2 separate regions of the Homo sapiens genome follow, and region 2 is linked to region 1. A link is a contact called in ENCODE Hi-C or POLR2A ChIA-PET data. All regions are on one chromosome and are shown on one strand. Each heading gives the region's core, a stretch centred on a gene start or an enhancer-like site at or near the end of the contact. The rest is flanking DNA. Distances are from core to core; before and after follow the strand shown.

Region 1 (6,412 bases), core at 3,735-6,234:
GCAAAGACTTGGAACCAACCCAAATGCCCATCAATGATAGACTGGATAAAGAAAATGCGGCACATATACACCATGGAATACTATGCAGCCATAAAAAGGATGAGTTCATCTCCTTTGCAGGGACATGGATGAAGCTGCAAACCATCATTCTCAGAAAACTAACACAAGAACAGAAAACCATAGATAGGTATGGTTTTCTATCTATCTATAGATATAGATAGATAGTATATAGTATATAGATAGATAGATACACACACACACACACACAAACACACACACACACACACACACACACACACACACACACACACACACATAGATAGATAGATTGCTGAGTGTTATCCCCCTGGACTTTTTTTTTTGAGACTGGGTCTTGCTCCGTTGCCCATGCTGGAGTGCAGTGGCACTTTCATAGCTCACTATAACCTTGAACTCCTGGGCTCAAGTGATTCTCCTACCTCAGTCTCCTGAGTAGCTAGGACTACAGGTGCATACCACCATGCCTGGCTAATTTTTTTTTTTTTTTTTGAGAGATGGGGTCTTCCTATGTTGTTGCCCAGGTTAGCCTCAAACTGTTGGCCTCAACTGATTCTCCTGTCGTGGCCTTCAATGTGCTGGATTACAGGTGTGAGTCACTGCACCTGGGCTCCCCTGGATTTTTGATTCAGTAGGTCTGGGACAGATCTGAGAATTTTTATTTCTTTTTCTTTTTTTTTTTTTTTTAGACGGAGTCTTGCTCTGTTGCCCAGGCTGGAACGCAGTGGTGCGATCTCGGCTCACTGCAAGCTCCGCCTCCCTGGTTCATGCCATTCTCCTGCCTCAGCCTCCCAAGTAGCTGGGACTACAGGCACACGCCACCACACCTGGCTAATTTTTTTTTTTTGTATTTTTAGTACAGATGGGGTTTCACCATGTTAGCCAGGATGGTCTCGATCTCCTGACCTCGTGATCCGCCCACCTCAGCCTCCCAAAGTGCTGGGATTACAGGCATGAGCCACCGCGCCCGGCCTGAAAATTTTTATTTCTAACAATTTTCCAAATGATGCTGATACAACTGCTTCAGGGATCAAACTTTAAGAACACCGTATCTTGTGCTCAATTAGCTTGTATTGGATTTGCTTCTACGAGTTGATGAAAAGGAATGTGTATAACAATAATATAATCGAATTCTACATTTTCAGCTGTGGGATTCTAGAATCCTTCACCACTGTATTATTGAGGGGATCATTGAAGTCTAGGTAAACTCCTTAACATGGATGAACATAATCACTTCGCTTCTTGATTTCTTAATACCTGCTTTCTTTCTCCCTTGTTAATCCCAATAGAATATCCTGCAAAGCCAGTTAAAGCTCCTCACTTGAAGAATCACTGATTAGCAGATTTCACTGTGTGCTTACTTCAGAAAGATGTGTGCAGCATATTATTTTTATAGCTTTTAATTCATACTTTAATGAGAATTTTATGAATATAGGTAGGTCTTGGTTCTTCAGGACAAGATAGAGCATAATTTGTTTAATTGATTCCCTTTTTTAATTATTATTATTTTTTTTTCGAGACGGAGTCTCGCTCTGTCACCCAGGCTGGAGTGCAGTGGCGCGATCTCGGCTCACTGCAAGCTCTGCCTCCTGGCTTCATGCCATTCTCCTGCTTCAGCCTCTCGAGTAGCTGGGACTACAGGCGCCCGCCACCACGCCCGGCTAATTTTTTTGTATATTTAGTACAGACGGGGTTTCACCATGTTAGCCAGGATGGTCTCAATCTCCTGACCTCATGATCCACCTGCCTCGGCCTTCCAAAGTGCTGGGATTACAGGCGTGTGCCACCGCTCCCGGCCCCCTTTTTTAATTTTAAGAGACTGAATTTTTTAAGTAACCGAATACCTGTATTAGCTATAGAATGGAATTAAAAACAAGGACAGATCAATTTGAAAGTGATTATGTCAGGCCAGGCTTGGTGGCTCATGCCTGTAATCCCAGCACTTTGGGAGGCTGAGGTGGGTGGATCAGCTGATGTTGGGAGTTCGAGACCAGTCTGACTAACATGGAGAAACCCCGTCTCTACTAAAAATACAAAATTAGCCGGGCATGGTGGTGCATTCCTGTAGTCCCAGCTACTCGGGAAGTGGAGGCAGAAGAATCGCTTGAACCCGAAAGGCAGAGGTTGTGGTGAGCCGAGATCTCGCCATTGAACTCCAGCCTGGGCAACAAGAGTGAAACTCCATCTCAAAAAAAAATAAAAAAAATAAAAAAAATTATGTCTTCTGAGGAAATTACTAAAGTTCAGACACTGATAAATGGATAATTAAAATGTAGTGTGTCCTTACAATGGAATATTACTTGGTGATAAAAATAAATGAATTACTTATATATGCTACAACGTGGATGAACCTTGAAAACATTATGTTAAAGAAAAGCAGCCAGTCACAAAGGACCATGTATGTATTGTGTGATCCTATTTGTATGAAATATACAATAGGCAAAACAGGCAAATCTGTAAAGAAAGTAGAGTCATGATTTTCTAGAATCGGTGGAGTTTGGGGAAATGGGCGGTGACTGCTGATGGGTGTGTGATTTCTTTTAGGGGTGATGAACATGATCTAGAATTGATTGTGGTGTTCTTACACATCTCTGTGAACATACTAAACACCACTGAATGGTACACTTCAAGTGGGTGAATTGTATGGTATGTGAACTATATCCTAAAAAAGTTGTTTTTTAAAAAGGAAAGGAAATGGTTTACTTTTGAGGGTAAATTGAAAGCTCCCCACCCAGATATTATTAACAACAGTTAATGTAACAGCAGTATAGAGCACTGACCCTGCCATCTGCGTGTATCTTCATTCTGATATTCCTTTCTCTGTCCATCATATGCCCCTTGATTTTGCTTTTCTTTTTTTTAACTGATAGAGTCGATAATTTTATTTTCACATTTCACAATACAAATGAAAACTGCACTTTTTCTGGTCCCACTTCTCCCGTCTAATACTATTCTCTCTTTGATAGGAAGGAGGAGCAAGTCTTCTTTGTCATGCTATTAAGAAAATACCCAGAGTCACAGCACCATGATCTCCTTGTGAAGCAGAACAAGTAATATAAAACTGATCTAAAGAGGCCTCCCCTCTACTCTTATCTGTCTGGTCGAGTCATTTGGGTCCAAGTGGGCACCATTGTGGGAGGGTGGGAGGACTCATCACTGGGGGCCCAGGCATCATTGGCATGTGGCCTCCTGTGTTAGTTTGTTCTCATGCTGCAAATAAAGACAACTTGAGACTGGATAATTTATAAAGGAAAGAGGTTTAATGGACTCACAGTTCCACATGGCTAAGGAGTACTCACAATCATGGCGGAAGACAAAGGAAGAGCAAAGGGACATCTTACATGGCAGCAGGCAAGAGAGCGTGTGCAGGGGAAGTCCCCTTTATAAAACCATCAGATCTCATGAGACTTATTCACTATCGCGAGAACAGCATGAGAAAAACCCACCCCCATGATTCAATTACCTCCCACCGTGTCCCTCCCATGTCATGTGAAGATTATTACAACTCAAGGTGAGATCTGAGTGGGGACACAGAGCCAAATGATATCACCTCCAATGGGCAGCCTCATTCCAGGAGCACATCCCATTGGCATCATCCAGGAGGAGGGGGGGGCCATCATTGGCATCATGGGAGGGCCCCCCAGCTGGGGTGCTGGCATCATACCTGGTGAGGAACAGGAAGAGACTGGGGGGAGGTTGGATCATCGCTCCTGCAGGAGGAGGAACAGAGAACAGAGTAGGAGGTGTTCTTCCTTGTTGAGATGCAGTCTTTGTTCTGTCAGCCAGGCTCCGAGCCTGCTCTTCTATCCATTTCTGGTAGTAGTCTTTCACATTCTCTTTGTGTTTCCTTCCACTGCAATGGTAGGTTCTCACAGATGGAGAGTCGTGGGTGAGGTATGTATTGCAGAAGTCACAACAAAACTTAGGCATGTTGCTCTGTAGCCCGTTAACCACTCTCTTCCCTGATTTTGCTTTGTTTTGATGTGACATTGAAGCACTGCACATGCGCAGAGCAGCTAATAGTTCTTCCCTCTTTGGATTGTTGGATGAAATTTTTTTGAATTTTATTTTTTATTGATACATAATAGATATATGTGTTTTGGGGGTACATATGATAATTTAATATATTTATATAACTTGTTAAGAACAAATCAGTGTAATTGGGACAGCCACCACCTTAAATACTTGTCCTTCCTTTTTGCTGGAAACATTTGTATTATTCTCTTAGCTATTTTGAAATATACAATAGGTTATTCTAAACTATAATCACCCTAGTGATCTATGAAACACTACGTCTTATTTCTTCTATTGGATTAAATGATTTAATACCTGCAATGCTCTTAGCATTGTGCCTGGCACATGATAAATAAATATTAGCTGTCGTTATTCCGACCCAAAACAAGAACATTTTTTATTGTTACAGAAAAAATTGGACCATTGATTATGTTTCACCATTTAAGTGGCTATTGTTTGCATGCTTTCGACAGTTCTATCCCATGCCCTATACATTTACTTTCCCCCAGACCTCCCTCCCCTCCATCTTCAACCTATTACAACAGGGTGTAATAATATAGACGAACACTAGAGGGAAGCATGCAATTGCAATGAAGAAAATCGGCATCAGCACACTTGAAATTCAGACAAGAAGATAGAAGATGTCTAGTATCAAAGGAAAGTGAAATGTCTTCCTTTAATATAGTGTCTTGTAGTATTCTCCTATAGGAGGGAAGTATTATTACTCTATCGGATGAGTATTCCTACTGGAAGGATAGCTGCGGCATTTTAAAAAATCCTGCCTGTATGTGCCTGCCATAAAGATGTCACATAACCATTTCCTCACGTGCTGTTCACTCCACACCCCAGCTCTCCTGAGAGCACTTAGCTTCTCCCGTGAGCCGGTTCCTCCGATGGGAGGCATTTGGAAGCCTACATTAGTATAGTGCTGCCTTACAACGCACTTTAATGTAATATCTAGTCTCTGGGAGGCCCAGGAGTGCTTCAAATTCTAGGCTTCCCTGAGATGTCCAGTGCATTTCTGTTGAGGTGTATATGGGCTCACTCGGCCTGAGTCCCTCAGGGGCAGGAAACGTACCCCATCTTCACCTTTGCATCCCCAGCAGTTTGCAGTGCTGGGCATGCCCTAGAGAAGCTGGATAATGTCTGTTGGACTAAACTGCTTCATGAGCTGCAGACAGAAAAAGAGGGAAATTTATGCTCACTTTATGCCTGAGCAATGGGACTCTAAACTGCACCCCTAACCAGTGAATATTTTTCATTATTTTTCTGGATTATAAAAGTTCATGCTCATAATGTGAAAATCATGCAAAAAGAACATCTAAAATATTCATAATCCCATCCATCCAATATTAACCTGGGGAATACTACAGATTCTTTTAACCTTATGTCAGAGTATAATATATAAATATATGTGTGTGTGTACATATATATAGTGTTTACATTTATGGCAGCATGGAACACCTATCTTTTAAAAATTTTTTTTGAGATGGTGTCTATACTCTGTCACCCAGGTTGGAGTGCAGTGGCGTGATCTGACTCGCTGCAACCTTGGCCTCATCCTCCCACCTCAGCCTCCTGAGTAGCTGGTACCACAAGCGTGCACTACCATGCCCAGCTAATTTTTTGTATTTTTGGTACAGACAGGGTTTTGCCATGTTGCCCAGGCTGGTCTTGAACTCCTGAGCTCAAGTGATCCACCTGCCTTGGAATCCCAAAGTTCTGGGATTACAGGTGTGAGCCACCATGCCCAGCCCTACATCTATCTTTTTTTTTTTTTTAAAACTAATCCCTTTCTTTTGGGAATTTAAGCTGTTTCTCAATTTTTGCTTTTTTTAAAGAGCAGTCTGGTGAATATTCGTGTAGCTAAGTGTAAGCCCACATTCTTTATTAGTGTCTTAGGATAAATTCCCAGAGGCAGAATTTCTGGGTGATGGGTAATTTACATTGTCACCAACAGTGACAGTGCCCTTGATCAGATGAAGAGTTTTAATTAAACGTCACACCAGAACTCCATAATCTTGTCTCAGTCATGTCATCGCTGCTCAAAACATTTGGTGAACTCTGTTTGGTGATCCAGGCTATGACTCATATAAGAAAATAAATCTTAATCTCTCATCTTGCCTTTGATCTTTGACTGTTCAAGAAAATCTAATTTACCACAAAAGGACAAAGACAGCAACCATGGCAGATTTTCATATAGGTGTGCCACCAGAGTCAGGAGGAGATAGGGAAATGCTTCCCAGACTGTTCTGAATAGTGGCAAATCAGAGAATAATTCCTCTAAGTCTTTTTGGAAATTAGAATGGAACTTCCCTATCATCTGAAGACTCCTTATGGATTGAACAAGGAGGGCCCTCTT
Region 2 (5,924 bases), core at 620-3,119, 120 kb after region 1:
ATTTGGACTGAATTTTAAAACTTTTCCTGGTTACAAGTCTCCAAAATAATGTTTTCATTTTTTTTCCTTCTTTCTTCTCCTTTTTTCTCCACTTTTCCTGATTTGAAATTACTAAAAATTAAGCTGTGCTTTTCTTAAAACCCTGCAAACTGAAGCTTGACAACTTAAACTTTGGAGGAAAATAAAAACAACCTATACATAAACCACTTTCATACCTGCCTACTGATGTATGGACTTCAGAGTATCATAGCCTATATCAGTTTTCCAGGATTGTTGCCTGTTTTTGTTTATTGTTTGTTTTTCTCTGTGCCTCCCCCTCTATTTTCCTCATAGGATATGAGACTTCACAACCTGCTAAAAATGAGCTTTCCTAACAACGTGGGACCTATTCTTCTACGCGTAAACTCTCTTAGCCATGAGAGATCAGACAAAATCCAAGGCCAGAGACTCATTTTCTTCCAAAATTGCTTACTCTGAAAGGTTTTAAAAATAAAAGTGGGAAGAAATGTGAAAAGAAAATAACTCGGGAACCCAATTCACTATGCCAAAAGGAAAAATAAAGCTGAAAGCTGAGTCATGCAAGAAACTGTCTTTCCTTTTGTTCCTAAGCAGATCTTTAACCTTTTACCTATAACCATCTCCACAGGTAACCACTCTATGTTCACCTTATCTTATGTAAAGTACGGAATTACTGAGCATGTTATGAATACATAATTGACTATTCTCCTACCTGCTCCATTTCTCTTGCAACATGTGGATTCAGTAATATGACCATACCCTCCCTCTTTCCCCTCTAGTCTGCTTTTCCCCTTTAAATATTGAAGCTCTCAAAATCGTCTTTGGAGAAAAGGCACAGACCTGTCTCCCAGGCATGTCCTTAACCTTGACAAAATAAACTTCTAAATTGATTGAAAAAAAAATACATGCCAAACTCTTAACCATTAGACTTCTACTAAAATTTGATCATTTTTTCTTTCTTTGATAATTATTTCATTATTGTCTGAAGGACATTAAAGTACTTAAAAAGTATTGCTATAGTTCTAACACTGTTTGCAAATAGATTGCAGCTGCAGTTATTTAAAAATGAGAAAGCTGAAGGCAGAGAGAAAATGTTATTTTCTTCTCACACAAAATCATAAGCCAGACTTATTACAAGAAGTCAACTTTTCTGACTGAACAGGTATCTGTTACGGGTTTCTATAAAATGTGTATATTTCCTAGGCTGCATTCTTCCCTGTCTTATCAGTTCAGCTCTCTGGGCAGCTTGCCCCTTACCAGTCTGTTTTGAGATACTTTGGAGGTTCTCTCTGTCTCTTTCTCTCTCTCTCTCTCTCTCTCTCACACACACACACCACACACACACCACACACACACACACACACACACACACCCCACCGCTATTCCCTATTCCCTATTCTTTCCATCAAAAAAGGGAACTGTTCAATTAGCTCACCAAAAGATACCTTTCTATCAACACCTAAGGACTGATTAAATTTGCTTCTTAGAACAAAGGATGGCTCACAAGGCAGTTTATGAAAAGGAGGAGCACAGAAAAATGGGAGAGACAGGATAGGTTTCAGAGTTATTTATGTAGTGGCAAACTCCATGTAAACAAAACTATCAAGAAGCTCTCTGAGTATTTATGGAGAAAAGAGCTGGGGGTGCGGGCAGTGGGGAGTGGGCAACAAAAAATAAACACAGCCTGGGCGTGGCCAGTAGATTAGAATGACTGCTGTTCATAAAATTTCTTTGATTGTTCTTGGAAAAGGGTATCACATTGAGGGCAGAACAAGGAGATTCGTCATACCTTACATACTTGGAACTATTAAATTCTTGGCTAACTCTTTCATCCTTACCCTTGTGCTAGCAGCCTCCACTTAAGCATTCAGGGCAAGGTGACCTGGGTCACTTCAAGGAACACAGTGTTTTCCATGGTGTACCATTTCCTTTTTAAAATGGAAAATTTTGTTCTATGGAAGAAATTACAAATTGGCTTTTAATTTTACATTTTACACGGGGCTGCTACAAATAACTTCAAGCAAAGATTATAGCCATGTGTACACAACAATTTTTTTTGTCTTTATTACCCTGAAAGTTCATGCCCTGGAGTATAGCATAACTGATGTTACTCTGCACTGGATTCACAATTTGAAAATGATGCATAGTGTGCACGTTTGCACATACCTCATTAGAGATCCAGTACTGCTTGTATTCTGAGACAATCCTGTGAACAACCAAATGAGAAGGCCTATCTTATATTTTACAGTGACAATTGAGTTTGCTTATCTACCTCATTTGCACACCTCTTGTCTCTCTGTTTGGTTTTAAATTGCTTAGTTAGTGAATCTGTCTTGCTTTTAAGTAGCAGTCAAGTCATTGCTTACCTGCCACCTTTGTTTTGTCCATCAGGGTTTCCCTGTCTTTCTGCCTGGCCGAGTCTGATTAGTTCTTGAATAATCTGGGCTTCTTGGGCTGCTGCTGAGGGGTAACCTGCATGCTTCCTGTAGCACATCTCATGCCCAAGATGGTCAACCACTAAGGAGAGGAAGGAGAAAGAGTATTGTGAATTTGAGTGTCCTCTGGGAGAGGGAGGGGCCAGTTGAACTAAACTAACTAAAATCGAGTAGATCAAAGAATGAGCCAGATGGGGGGTCTACCCATTTTGACCAAGCAGCCTGTCTGTTAATCCTATGCAACTGAGTCTCTCTAATACCTGATGTATTAATCCATGTGTAACAAGAAGTATCAGCAACTGCACAGATTTCTGCCTGTTCAGCCAGTAGGCAGTCTAAAGCAGTTCTATTATCTAGTACAATTTTAGCAAGATGATTTAAAGAAGTTTGTTGTGTAGCTGTAGCTTTGCAGTAGAATCTGCTATAGAGCCAATTATGAGGGAAAGAACCTAACAAATAATGTCCCTTCAGAATGGTTAATGTTTCCTGGCAATGTTCTCTTTAATCTATGACATAGGTTGAATAGTGGACCAATGTTCTGTTTTTGACTGATTATGGAGCAACAAGGGGACTATTAAAATTCCTAGCCCATTTTGGCCTTCATTTTCCATCCATCAAAGCACTAGATTGTCCACACATAAGGTTGGCCATGAAATTCTCCACAAATAAAACTATACCCCATGGGTGCACACAAGGTTCCTTTTCCAGTTCTCTTGTTCATGGACACATTATTTGGAATGGTGGAATGAGCAGTTTCTACCCAAGGGTCTGAATCTGCATTATTACAGATTAAAGCATGCTATAGTACCCTGGGACATATGTCAGTTTACAAGAAACTCCATTTGGGCTTTTGATGCAAACCTGTCTTGTGATATGCTCATGGGTTTTGTTTTTGTATTCCATTACTGAGTTAAATTAGAACAGGGAGTGAGAAAAAGTAGGCCTAGAAATCTTACCATTATTACAATTTGAACAGCAGTCATGTCAGGAATGTTGCTAAAGTTACCCACTAGGAGAACTAAAGGATCCCTTAGGTCATGTAAAGATCTGTGTTTGGCATGGCAGATATAACACTTCATCAAGTAACCCCCAGAAGAAACTAACTGTGAAATCTAAATTTCAGCATGATCCTGCCAGTGAAAGAGGCAGGCATAAGCAAGGAAAAATTAAGAGAAGTAAGAGTTTCATGGTGGTAGAGAAGTCTTGATCTGGGATCTTGGGAAGGCTGTCCACATCTAGGATGTCAACTGCTTCTAAGGGATAACTTTCCTGGTTAGCTTTACATTAAGGTTTCCAATGGGTGTTACAGTTCCAAGAAATTGGAGAAACCCTTCTGTGTTGTGAGATTAGGGACCCAAATTATAAGGTCCTGAAATTTTGCTGCAGTGTGGACTGTAAGAAGAACTTTGTATGATCCCTTTCAATGAGGTTCAAATGTAGTCTTTCTCTGAAGTTGTTTCCATAAGACCCAGTCTCCAGGTTCTAGGTTATGTAGGGTTTGATTGTCTTCAGTGGTGGATCACAAAAAGCCTCCCTTACTGAGTGAAAATATACTTTGGCATAATGCATTAGAGCCTTGCAGCATTTAGTCAGAATTTAGAAGAGCAGAAGATACATGAGGTTTTATTATTAGGGGTATAGGCCTTCCAGTGACTATTTCATAAGGGGTCAACTTATTTTTTTCAGTGGAAGTGGATCTTATTGCCATCAATCTGCAATGTCTTTGACCAAGCCAATCCAGTCAATTCAGTTAGCTTTCCCTAATGTTACTGTATCTATAATACCTTATTTAACTATTTTACAACTTGTCCAGTTATACAAGTACCTCTATTGTTGGAGATTTCTCCAGGAATGCCCCATGAGGGAAACAAACTTTCTAGTAACTTTTAAGCTACTGTTATCACATCAGCTTTCCTGCATGGGAATGCTTCTATATAACCAGAAAAACACGTGTTGAAAATGGCAATTGAATGAAATTTCTCTATAAATGGTCAAACAGCCCATTAGGTAGCAGAAACATACCTTCAGTTTTGATTGTCTCCCCAGGAATATGAGTTTGACAAACCAAACATTGGTCATAAGCCATTTTGGCAACCTTAGAGCAGTCACCACACCACATTTTTATAATTTTAATCATTTTATCTTTTCCATGATAAGTCATGGTGTGCAGAACTTTTAATGGGAGCTTGAAAGACTCAGGAAGGATAGGTGACCGTCTATGCTCTCCATGAGTTCATGTTTAACATTGCATTTACATTCTTCAAAATGTCAATTTTTTTTCTCCAATTCAGGTGCATAGCCCTGTTTATTAGATAGATTATCATATATAAGTTGAATTGGATTAACCTTACAAAGTTCATTCAAATTGCTGATGTCAGCAATTTCAGTACTGGCTGACTTAACCTAAAAATCTGCAAAGTGGCCATCAAAGATTTTAAAGGCAAATATAGAAGTTTACATCATTTTGGACAAAAAACTTAGCTCTTTTAATATTGAGAAGACTCAATTTTCTTAAGTAATCAAAGATCTAATAGAAGACAACATGAAGAACAGGAAATTATTTTAATAAAACACCCTACTTTTGTTTCACAGGCCAATTATCTAAAATACCTTTTACAACTTCCTATTAAAAGAAGAGGCTTACTCCAAGGAAATCCTGTTTCAATGGAGAGGACCAGATTCTACTTTTGCATCAGTGTACTTTTGATATTAATGCTCCATTTTTAAAAAAAAACTTATAATTCCCTTCTAATTTTAGCCACCCTGATCACACATAAAATTTATTTCCTAAGATTCATAAACTTTCTACATTTTATATCCTTTAAGTCATTTGTCCTATAGTTTTCTTCTTTCTTATTTTGGGACAATCAATCATTCTACTTTAGGAAAAAATTACTTTTTTTAAAAAAACAAAAACATACTTTTCATCTAAGCTTCACTTACAAAAACATGTCTTACTTTTTTTGTTTCTCTTATTTCTAATTTTAATTGCCATATATTAATTCGACTTTTTAAGTATTAGTAACCCCAATTTCTAGTGAAAACCTAGGAAGTGAGCAATTTTGAACTGTTTTGTATCAGCATTTAAAATAATTTTTAGAAACATTTTCTCAAAACACAATTTTTGTTTATTAACAGACCCACATATTAGCTTCTCTAGACTGTATAAAAACATGCCAAAGTTTGTAAAATTAAACTTTTGCTTAAAAATTAAAGTTTTAGCATTTTAACCTACTTAGAAATAACCCAGACATTTTATGAATCTCTCTTAATTTATTATGACTTTAAGACTTCACTGAAAAAGAATTTTGAAACTATGACAGGTTCACCTAAACAACTTTTATCCCATTCCATCAGGGGGTTATATCAAGGGACCTTTGGCCTTTTCTTTACTGACCTGTTTGATCATTACCCTAAGTAATTGTTAGCTAGGTTGTTCATTGTAATTTCTGCCTTCTGACTTTAAAAAAT

The links. Hi-C counts contacts between places; a loop is a spot of excess contacts on that map. ChIA-PET counts read pairs that join two places held with the same protein, here RNA polymerase II (POLR2A). Pooled maps may share reads with other maps.
Region 2: a map of IMR-90 shows a loop between it and region 1 (2.9-fold over the local background). The contact joins two enhancer-like sites. A Hi-C loop is called at or near these places in 10 of 168 maps with a recorded cell type or tissue (GM11168, GM12878, GM18951 and 6 more), 5 of 37 single-sample maps with no recorded cell type and 13 of 50 pooled maps. POLR2A ChIA-PET finds 5 or more read pairs at or near these places in 2 of 52 experiments (Panc1 and activated CD8-positive, alpha-beta memory T cell).

The regions. Positions count from the first base shown.
Region 1 is chr3:150,716,867-150,723,278 of GRCh38, forward strand. ERICH6-AS1 (ERICH6 antisense RNA 1) reads left to right here. Exons shown (of 3, transcript NR_121675.1): 3 at 3,003-3,280. It also overlaps the pseudogene SNRPCP3. Among named protein-coding and RNA genes, the nearest start is that of ERICH6, 16 kb to the left of the region's middle. Within about 2 kb of position 4,985, at least 2 of the 41 ENCODE cell types and tissues checked have a DNase peak (open chromatin) inside an H3K27ac peak, as active enhancers do.
Region 2 is chr3:150,842,807-150,848,730 of GRCh38, forward strand. No RefSeq gene overlaps it. Among named protein-coding and RNA genes, the nearest start is that of MINDY4B, 60 kb to the right of the region's middle. Within about 2 kb of position 1,870, at least 2 of the 41 ENCODE cell types and tissues checked have a DNase peak (open chromatin) inside an H3K27ac peak, as active enhancers do.